Linked DNA regions of Homo sapiens: region 1 is linked to region 2. A link is an interaction called in ENCODE POLR2A ChIA-PET data of the cell type or tissue named here. Cell type or tissue: Panc1. All regions are shown on one strand. Links, peaks and the distances in the headings refer to the core of each region. The heading gives the core; the rest is flanking DNA. Region 1 has its middle 23 kb from the start of MIR3141. Region 2 overlaps GALNT10 (polypeptide N-acetylgalactosaminyltransferase 10).

What was found. Peaks named below come from ENCODE experiments on the same cell type or tissue, not always from the same donor. Only the 100,000 strongest peaks of a DNase experiment are listed, where the experiment ranks them.
Region 1: POLR2A ChIA-PET joins it to region 2 with 5 read pairs; 2 of 35 experiments call an interaction of 5 or more read pairs at or near these places.

Annotation. Positions count from the first base shown.
Region 1 is chr5:154,570,591-154,575,967 of GRCh38, reverse strand. No RefSeq gene overlaps it. Among named protein-coding and RNA genes, the nearest start is that of MIR3141, 23 kb to the left of the region's middle. RefSeq lists an enhancer at 3,720-3,889. In Panc1, for the core only: no CTCF peak of the experiment used is centred there; no DNase peak of the experiment used is centred there.
Region 2 is chr5:154,306,072-154,311,448 of GRCh38, reverse strand. The region is part of intron 3 of GALNT10 (polypeptide N-acetylgalactosaminyltransferase 10); the gene reads right to left. Among named protein-coding and RNA genes, the nearest start is that of MIR1294, 38 kb to the left of the region's middle. In Panc1, for the core only: no CTCF peak of the experiment used is centred there; a DNase peak (open chromatin) is centred at 2,598; H3K27ac peaks cover 412 bases.

The DNA of each region.
Region 1 (5,377 bases), core at 240-5,239, 260 kb before region 2:
GTTTATTTAATATTTATTTAGTACCTGCTATGTGCTGTGCCTCTAGGAGAGACGACCAGGCGGTTTGACTTGGGAGGGTTTGCAAGAGTCTCTTTCTTTTCCTGCGAGTCTCTCCTCAGCTGGGGCTTTGAGGTCGAGACCCTTGGAGTCTGGAGGTGAAAGGGATTTGAGAAGTTGCCAAGTTCAGTGCCTCCCCTGAGCTCTGTGCAAAAGCTCCTCTTTAACTTCTGCTATCTCGTCATCCAGCCTCTGCTTTCATCCTGGAGTGGGCGTCTTCCTCCCTCCCCAGGCAGCCTGGGAGGAAGACCTTTCTTCCTTGGAGTTGTGGTCTGCCTTCTGCAGTTTTCCTCATTAGCCTCCTGGCTCTGTTCTCTGGGCCTCCCCCAAACTCTCTGAGCATCAGTTTATTCATCTATAAAATGGGAATATTAGTAGTTCCTATCCTGTAAGGTTATTGTGAGGATAAAATGAGATAAAGATTGTAAAGCATTTGGCACAATGTCTGTACAGTGTCTTTAATAAGCAGTAGCCAATAATGACAAATAATGATAGTTTTGGGAATCAATAAAACAGGAACAAGAAAGAGAAGAAGGAAGAAAGAAAAAGGAGAAGGAAGAGAAGGAGGAGAAGGAGATGAAGGAGAAAGAAAGGCTGTCAGAGCTGGACCTTCTGAGGTGGAAAGCAGTTCTCCGTTTTGGGGGATCCTAAATTTGGCAAGGGAGAGCGCACAGGAGTTCCAAGGATGCTTTCCAGCTCTGATATCCGAGTAAACGTAAAAGGGACGGAAACATGGTGTTATTGCGTTCTTCTCCAGCCAGCGTTGGTGTTGCTACCATGTCCATTTCACACATGAGCAAGCCAAGGCCCTTGAAAGTGAAATGGTTTGTTCAAGGCTTGGAGCTAGGGAGTGCTGAGCATTGCCAAGGACTGTTGTCTCTCCTCCCCTCCCCAAGGCAGCAGTGGGGAGCTCCCCACAGACAGTGTGATATGCTGAATGGTGTCGCCCGCCACCGCACCAAATTAATATGTTGAAGCCCTGCCTTAGTCTGTTCAGGATGGCATAGACTGGGTGGCTGAAACTACAGACTTTTGTTTCTCCAAGTTCTGGAAGCTGAGAGGTCCACATTAAGGCACTGGCAGATTCAGGGTCTGGTGAGGTCCGCTTCTGGTTCATGGACGACCATCTTGCTGCGTCCTCTCATGGTGGAAGGGCTGGAGGAACTCCCCGGGGTCTCTTATGTGGGGGCACTAACCCCATCCAGGAGTGCTCTACCCTCTTGACCTAATCGCCCCCCAAAGGCCCCATTTTCTCATCCCATTAAAATGAGGGGTAAAGTTCAACATCTGAATTTGAGGGGGGACACACTATTCAGTCCAGTGCCTCAGAATGTGCCTTTATTTGGAGCTAGGGTCTTCATAGAGCTAATCAAGTTAAAATGAGGTCCTCAGTGTGGGCCTCAATCCAGTACGACTGGAGTCCTTATAAGAAGGGGAAGTTTGGACACAGAGATATGCATAGAGGGAAGATGATGTCGAGACCCAGGAAGATGAGGGGAAATCAGGAAACACAGGGAGAAGCAGCCTACAAGCTGACGAGAGAGGCCTCAACAGATCCTTTTCTCACAGCCCTCAGAAGGAACCAACATTGCCAACATATTGGCCTCAGATTTTTATCCTCCAGAACGGTGAGAACTGTGGTTTAAGCCTTCCAGTCTGGGGTACTTTGTCACAGCAGTCATAAGAACCGGTACAGAGAGTGTGGAGCCCCCGGACAGCCTGTGCAGTGAGCACTGAGGGGGTCCCTTGAAGCCTGCCAGCCCTGCCTGCCCCTGAGGGAGAGGCAGGTGCGTGGTGTGAAGACACTTGACTCCTTTGCAGAGCCCGGGGATGCTGGGCCGAAGCCGGGAGACGGAAAGGCAAGCCCTCGCCCTGATCTTTTCCCTCATGTGGCTCTCTGAGAAGGGAAGACACATTTTCCTGGTGCCTCCTCATGGAAGTCCTGCTGGATCAACCTCACCTGCTGCTGGGGAGGCTGCCATCCTTCAGGAAGACCTGCCAGCCTCAACCTCCCTGAGGCTGGGGATTTGTTAGAGATTCTGAAAATTATCAAGCTGGCTATGTCCATTTCCTCCTCTTTCTGTGATCTTTTTCTTCCTCCCCACATTATTTATTTATTTATTTATTTTGAGACAGAGTCTCACTCTGTTGCCCAGGCTGGAGTGCAGTGGTGCGATCTTGGCCCACTGCAACCTCTGGCTCCCAGGTTCAAGTGATTCTCCTGCCTCAGCCTCCTGAGTAGCTGGGATTACAGGCACGTGCCACCACACCCGGCTAATTTTTGTATTTTCAGTAGAGATGGGGTTTCGCCATGCTGGCCAGGCTGGTCTCAAACTCCTGATGTCAGGTGATCCACCCACCTTGGCCTCCCACAGTGTTGGGATTACAGGTGTGAGCCACCGCGCCTGACCATTTCTTCCTCTTTTTCATTTTTCTTCTTTCCTCCTGGCTGTGCTCTGCAAATCCCCACCCTCCTCCACATCTCACTCCAAAACTGCTTTCTCCCAGCTCCCCCTTCGCCCAGGACACCCTCACCTGGTGGCTCTGCAGCAAAGCCCAAGGCTGCCTTGGAGACGGAGGCAGGAGAAGTCTAAGCTCGCTACCTTGGAGCTGAGAAGAAATTATCCAGAGCTGGTTTCTCCTCCCACCTTCTAAAGAGCCCTGCCCTTGTCCCTGGCCTGGATACATGATTATATTTTGCTTTAATTGCATTAAAGCAAATGACTGTGTCCCCCTGTGGTTTCGATCAGGTCAGGGATTTGATAATCGATCGTGGCACAGTTTAGACAGGAGTCACTTTGAAGCTGTTTTTAGCAGGATAAGAACAAACAATGTTTCCAAAGTGGCCACATTAGGCAAACATGCTGGTGGGTCATCTTTTGGGGAGAGAGTGTGCCCTGGCTCCAGGCAGCCTGCTGACTGGACCCCCAGGCCCCTGGAGAGGGGTGTGGACTACTCTCTCTGGACAGTAAGAAACTTTAAGTAGAGATACCGTAGCTTAGGCCTCCCATGATGTGAAACCTGGTCCAGGTGCCTTTTCCAGAAAGCCAGTCTTGACTGATACCACCTGGCTCACCTAAAGGTAGCGTAGTTTAGTGTGAGATGTTCTGTCCTGGAGATGGAAGAAAGGTCAAATTCACACAAGGCAATGCAAAAGGTAGACTCATATCCTGCAAAATTATTCTCTCTTCAATATTCTTTCAATCCTTTAAATTTCATTAAAAGGAAAGCCTCAGTGTGGTGCTAGTCTGTTTTATGTATTTAAATAAATACACACATTTAGAGACAGGGTCTGGCTCTGTTGCCCAGGCTGGAGTGCAATAGTACAATCACAGCTCACTGCAGCCTAGAACTCCTGGGCTCAAGTGATCCTTCTGCCTCAACCTCCTAATTAGCTAGGATGACAGGTGCACACCACCATGCCCAGCTAATTCTTTTATTTTTTTTAAGAGATGGGGTCTGGCTATGCTGCCCATGGTGGTCTCAAACTCTTGGCCTCAAGCAATCCTCCTGCCTCAGCCTTCCAAAGTGCTGGGATTATGGTGCCAGGCCTAGTTTGTCTTTAATACCTCTCTAATGTTTGCTAATCTCCCCTCCTAACAAAGAGGGCAGGCCTAGGGATCTGCAGGTGAAGATTTAGCTAGATTTTAATAACACTGTTTTCAATGAATGTATTTTCTACAATGAAAATACATCTTTCAAATGATACTAGTTTTCCCTTTATGGAAAGTGAACCGTTGTTCAAGTACAATTAAGGCAAAAATTCTGAAGGATGGATGTTAAGGAGACAGTGATGTGGGGCTCTTTCACACACAGATCTGATGCTACCTCTCCATTTACCCGCTGTGTGGCTTCTGGAAGACTGCTCTGCTCTCTGAGCCTCGGCTTCTCTGTGTAAAATGAAGTCAATGATTCTGCTGTGTAGAGTTGTGGTGTGGACTTTCTGAGAGCATGTCGGCGTGCAAGGCATCTGGATGGTGCTTAGCATAGAGTCTGCACTCTGCCTGGTGGCCCTGTCATCCTTATAGGGGCTGCTGCTTTTCCCAGCCATTCACAGAGCCTTTGCTAGTCCCACAGTTGAAACTGACTAAGCTCTGGGCTTCTGTGGAAACAAAAGGAACCTGGAGCCCCCAGCCATGCTCTGGCTCGAGCTCCCTGGCTTGGGGCCTGCCCCTTCCCCTCGTGGGGTTCACTTTCCTCATCTGTCAGCAGCAGCTCTGACCAAATGCTTTCCAAGCTCCCTTGCAGCTCTGACTTAAGAGTATTTTGAGCAATAAGCAGGGAGTGACAATTCCATGGGAGAAGAATCTCGACTTTACCAAATGTATTGTGTGCTCCTCTCAACTTGCAAGCTGGTGCATGGACCAGCAGCATCAGCCTTGTGGGAGAGTGTTAGAAGTGCATGCTCAGGCCCCAGTCAGCCTTCCTGAATCAGAATCTGCATTTTAACAAGATTTCCACATGGTTTGTATGCAAATTACACACCCAGTCTGAAATGAGAATTTAAGAAACTTTTAGATCTTCACAGATAGTGGTATACTTTCTAAGGATTTTAAAAAACAGTAAACATGAGCATTGGCACCATGGTGAGACCTCATCTCTACAAAATTAAAAAATTAGCTGGGCATGGCGGTGTTTGCCTTTGGTCCCAGCTAGTCTGGAGGCTGAAGTGGGAGGATCACTTGAGCCCAGGAGGTTGCGGCTGCAGTGAGCTGTGCTCACACCACTGCATTCCAGCCTGGCCGACAAAGTGAGATCCTGTCTCAAAAAGACAAAAAAACCCCACCCCCAAATACTGAGCATGTATGCAATTTCCTCCCCTGCTCCAAAACAATAAAGCTGTCGCAAAACTATTGAACTGAGTTAACCTAGTTAAGAGAGAAAATTATGTATGTAAATCTGATGAATGGCTTTTTTTTCAGGGAATTTTCTTTCCATGTAAATTAAGCTCTCCCACTTTCCATGGGTTATTTGGCCTCTTCCCAGTGAGTGCCTCCCTCACACCTGACTCCTGGAGGGTGAAGCCTGTGTGTGTGTGTGTGTGTGTGTATGTGTGTGTGTGTATGTGTGTGTGTTTTGGCTGAGTGTCTGTGTCTTGCAGCTGATCCACAAAACGGGGTCTTTAGCTAAGTCAGCAAAACTTCCTGGAAATAAACTAGATTCCTAAGGGCTTCAGGGTGAGCTCAGAGGGAGCAGGGGGAACCCCATCACTGATAAACCGAAGCGGCGTGTTCTGTTGTGTGGGCGAGCGAGGCATCCTGGCCTCCTAGTCGGGCCTTTCTCCTGGATGGCTTCCTGCTTCTTCCTTCACATCCAGCCT
Region 2 (5,377 bases), core at 163-5,162:
TGTGCATCTGTAAAATGGAGCTAGTGATGTTCCCCATTTGACACAATTGCAGAGAGGCTAAACCACAAAATAGTTGTAACAGTTTGTAAACCAGAAGACAATGTTGAGTATAAAAGAAATAAATCATCATCACACAACAATTCTGAATAGGAACAAGTAAGATACAACTGGCAATGTGTTCAGCACAATGCCCGGTACATCGATAAATAAATAGGAGCACTCGACAAATGGTACATGTTGTTATTAATGGAGAACACAGCATCCATTTCTAGAAGACTCAGAAAATGCATCTGTTTGCAGAAATAATAAAAAGAAAACAAGCCACACATCCAGTCACATAGATGTAAGTGGCTTTTATCTAGCATAAATTGTAGGGAGTAGATGCCCATATAATTTTTAGTTGATAGGCAGCCATTTTGCTGTAGATTATTTATCTTCACAATTTCAACTTCAGGGCTGAATTCACTGAACTCTTTTAAAAATTAGAGAAAAGAAGTCAATGTAAGAAATGTTATTGGCTGCATTTTATTTTAAGGTATATGAGCACCTTTAAATCTCAATATTAGGTCCAATGGATCAATAACTGTTATCGTGGAAGAAACACCACTGTTCAGAAGGGAGTCATTTAATTTCAAAGGAGAAGAGCTGATTTAAGTCTCCTAAAAAACCAGTGATGTGGCCAGGCACGGTGGCTCACGCCTGTAATCCCAGCACTTTGGGAGGCTGAGGTGGGCGGATTACCTGAGGTCAGGAGTTCCAGACCAGCCTGGCCAACATGGTAAAACCCTGTCTCTGCTGCAAATACAAAAATTAGCCAGGTGTGGTGGGTGGTATGCGCCTGTAATCCCAGCTACTTGGGAGGCTGAGGCAGGAGAATTGCTTGAACCCAGGAAGTGGAGGATGCAGTGAGCCGAGATCACGCCTGCACTCCAGCCTGGATGACAGAGCGAGACTCTGTCTCAAAAACAAAACAAACAAACAAACAAACAAACAAACAAAAAAAAAAACAAAAAAAACCCAGTGATGGTCCAAAAAAAGAAAAACCTAGATTTTTTCCTTTCCCAGCTTACAAATCATTCCATCTACAGGCCCTCCCCTCCCACAACAGCCTCGCTAACAACCTACCAAAACAGGGAGGCTGCATTGCTCTTGAACTCTGAGTATCTCTGGGGCACTAATCTTATACTGAAGTACTCCATTATAAAGGTGTCAGGCGAGCTTGCTCTACCACATGAATCATGATAAAAAGGGTAAAAACTGCTAATAAGTACTAAATAGTCTTTGAAGCCTGTCTCTATTCTATGGAGGGTCTGACAAGCCACTCTGCACCATGGGGTGGGGGCGGGTGCAGACTCCCGTCATTCATTCCCAACAAAAAGGGTGGAAGGTTATGGGTACCGCTCTCGCCATAACCTGAACGCTGACCACAAACTCCATTACACTGCACGCCACAGACTACGTCCGGTCTTGGGTCATTTTTAGGCTTACTATCTGTTATGCCTCAGGCATTTCCTGATATTCTAGGAAGGTGAGTTAATTAAAACCACAATAAAAACACAGCAACTCAGAAAAAAATCTTGTCACTATTTCCATTTTTCACAACACAAATGAGATCATTTATTCAACTGCCTACTTGACATTGACATTTGGATGTGAAACAGTGTCGCAAACTTGTCTGCAATCAAAATCGTGATTTTCCCCAAAATTGCTCTTCCCAAAGTCATCTCCATTCCTGCAGATGGCAACTCCATCTCCCCAGCTGCTCTGGCCAAAAACCTTGGCATTATCCTTGGCTTCTCTCTTATTCTCATATCCACATTCTTGTAAGTAAATCCTGGCACCTCCATCTCCACCTTCCAAGTATGTCCAGAATTCAGCCATGGCTACTCCACTACTCCTACTGTGGACTGACTCACTCTCACGCTCCCCTGCCTTGCTGTTAACATACTCCTAACTAGTCTCCCTGCTTCCACCCTTGGCTGCCTACAGTCTATTCTTAAAATAGCAACCAAAGTGATCCTTTTAACATGAAAATCAGATCATGTCACTCTCTGTTCAAAACCTTCCAGTGGCATCCCGTCTTAGTCATTTTGGGAAAAGCTCCAGCCCCACTACAACCCGACCACCACCCAGACACCTCTCCAGCCTAACTTCTCATCATTCACATCATCAGGCTCCAGCCACACTGGCCTCCACAAGCCAGGCACAGTGGTCTCAGGGCCTTTGCATTTGCTGTTTCCTCTGCCTGCAGTGCTCTTCCCCTGGTCAACTTTCCTGCTAGGCCTCTCACCACTTCATAGCTCTGTTCATATGCCATCTTATCTGACAGCACTTCCCTGACCCCTGAAATAAAATCTACCCCATTCTTATTATTTTTTCTACCCTTTATCCTGTTAATCTTTTTTCCCCACATCACTTATTGCTATCTAAAAAATCAATCCATTTATTTGTTTGTTTATATTATGACTCTCCCACCCCTACCCCCAGTGGAATGTAAGCTCTAGGAGGGAAGGAGATTTTGACTATTTGCTCATTGCTGATTCCCTAGGACCTAGGCCATACAGTAAGCACACAAAATAGACACTCAATAGATATTTGCTGAATGAATAAATGGCTTTCAGAGACAGTTTTAAGTGACTAATATGCTTGAAATCTCTTCAAGACAGGGACTATCTCTTGATCATTTTAGCATAATAAGCCTGAGTAAGGGCTGGCTGCATTTCAGATGAGCTGCAGACTGGAGGTGGAAGGGTAGAAAGGAGCCCATAACAAACACACAGTTACCGTAGATAAAGTTCCTGATCTAGTTAGCTCTGGATACGTCAGTTGGGTGGGCATGCAAAGCAGGAGCCCGAGAGCACAGGCAGCAGCTCTGCCAACAGCTTCTCCTAGTTCTCAGGGTCTCCGACAGGGATGCACAGCTGGTGATGCCACGTGGGGCAGGAAAGCTCAATTCTTGTTACATCCCTGCCCTTTCTTGCCCCAGGCTTACATCACCATTCGAGAAGACTTCCTTTCTGCTATGGGAATATTTATGAACATCAAGTTTTCTACTCCTCGAGCCAAACTCAGCATCACCAAGGCCACATTATTATGGGGGCAAGTGGGTGGTCCCTGAATAGGACCTCAGCCACCAGCTCTGCTAGGCCCAGGATGCTATTCCCTCACAGTCCACTCCCTCCTTCTGATTCCCCACCATTTTATCTGGGTGTTTTGAATGCCGCAATGGTTGGCAAACCATGGTAACAAATCCCTTTCCAACTACATTCTACCCCACAATTATCTTTTAAAAGATTTAAACAATAAGAAAAATAGCATATATTTACCCACGTGGCTACTATTTGCAGTGATCTTTATTCTTTGTGAATAAAGATACCAGACAGAAATAATAAAAAAAAAAGATACCAGATAGAAATAGAGATCTTTATTCTTTGTGAATAAAGATCTCTATTTCTATCTGGTATCTTTTTTTTTTTGGAAGATATTTTCACTGGGTATAGAATTCTAGGTTTTTCTTTTCATACTTTATTGTTATTATTTTTCACTAAACATACAACCCTGCTCAGGGTGTACCTGTGTGACTTTGGCACACCTCTTTATCCTTTGATCTTCTAGTTGCTGACCTGAAGAAAAGTGAATAATGACGATGATACCACCTGCCCAACCCATTCATGAGGGATATTGGTCTGTAAAATTCTTTTTTTGTAATATCTTTGTCTGATTTTGGTATCAGGATAATGCTGGTTTTACAGTGAGTTGGAAAGTACCCCGTCCTCTTTAATTTTGGGGAAAAATTTGTATAGAATTATTTCTTTTTTTTTTTTTTCTTGAGATGGAGTCTCACTCTGTCGCCCAGGCTGGAGTGCAGTGGTGCGATCTCGACTCACTGCAAGCTCCACCTCCTGGGTTCACGCCATTCTCCTGCCTCAGCCTCCCGAGTAGCTGGGACTACAGGCGCCTGCCACCACGCCTGGCTAATTTTTTGTGTTTTTAGTAGAGACGGGGTTTCACCATGTTAGCCAGGATGGTCTCAATCTCCTGACCTCGTGATCTGCCCACCTCGGCCTCCCAAAGTGGGATTACAAAGCTGGGATTACAGGCGTGAACCACCACACCCGGCCAGAATTATTTCTTAAATTGTTGAAATAATTCATCAGTGAACCCATCTGGGCCTAAAGTTTTCTTTATGGGAAGGTACTTAACTACACTGTCAATCTCTTCAATAGATATAGGACTATTCAGGTTGATCGTTTCTCCTTAAGTGAGTTTTGGCAGTTTGTGTCTTTCAAAGAATCTGTCATTTCAGCGAAGCTGTTAGATGTTTTGGCACAAAGTTGTTCAGAATATTCCTTTATTATTCTCTTAATAGTTATAGAATCTATAGTTATGTCATCTCTCTCATTCCTGATATTGGTAATTTTTGTCTTCTTTTTCTCTTTTTCTAGCTGGTTAGATGTTAATCAATTTAATTGACCATTTCAAAGTGGTAAATGTTTCATATCCACTTGAAAATAATGTGTATTCTGCTCTTATTGGTGGAGTGTTCTATAAATATCAATTAGGTTATATTGGTTGACAGTGCTGTGAGAGTCTACTATATCCTTGCTGATTTTCTGTCTATCTGTATTACCAGTTATTGAGACAGAGGTGTTGAAATCTCATAATTTCATAATTGTGGCTTTTTAAATTTCTCCTAAGTTTTTTTTGTTGTTGTTGTTGTTTTTTGACCAGCTTTTGGTTTCCTTGATTTTCTGTTTCATTGATCCCTGCTTTGCCCTTTTTCACATCCTTTCTTCTGTTTACTGTGATTAATTTGCTCTTCTTTTTCTAGTTTCTGAAAGTGGAAGTTGATGTCATCAATTTTAGACCATTCTTTTTTTCTAACATAGGCATTAATGCTACAAATTTCCCCTTATGTAGTAGTTTAGTGACATTCCACAAATTCTGATATATTGTGTTTTCATTATCATTCAGTTAATAATACTTTCTAATTTTGTTTTTGATTTCTTTTTTGACCCATCTGTTATTTACATGTAAGTAATATACTTTCTAATCGTTTGGAAAGTTTAAAAGGATTATTTTGTTATTGATTTCTAAGTTTAATTTCATTGTGGTTAGAGTGATACTTTGTATCACTTGAATCCTTTTAAATTTATGAGGACTTGTTTTCTGGCCCAAAATATAATCTATCTTGGTAAATGTTTCATATCCACTTGAAAAGAATGTGTATTCTGCTCTTATTGGTTGGAGTGTTCTATAAATGTCAATTAGGTCATATTGGTTGACAGTGCTGTGAGAGTCTACTATATCCTTGCTGATTTTCTGTCTATCTGTATTACCAATTATTGAGAGAGAGGTGTTGAAATCTCATAATCTC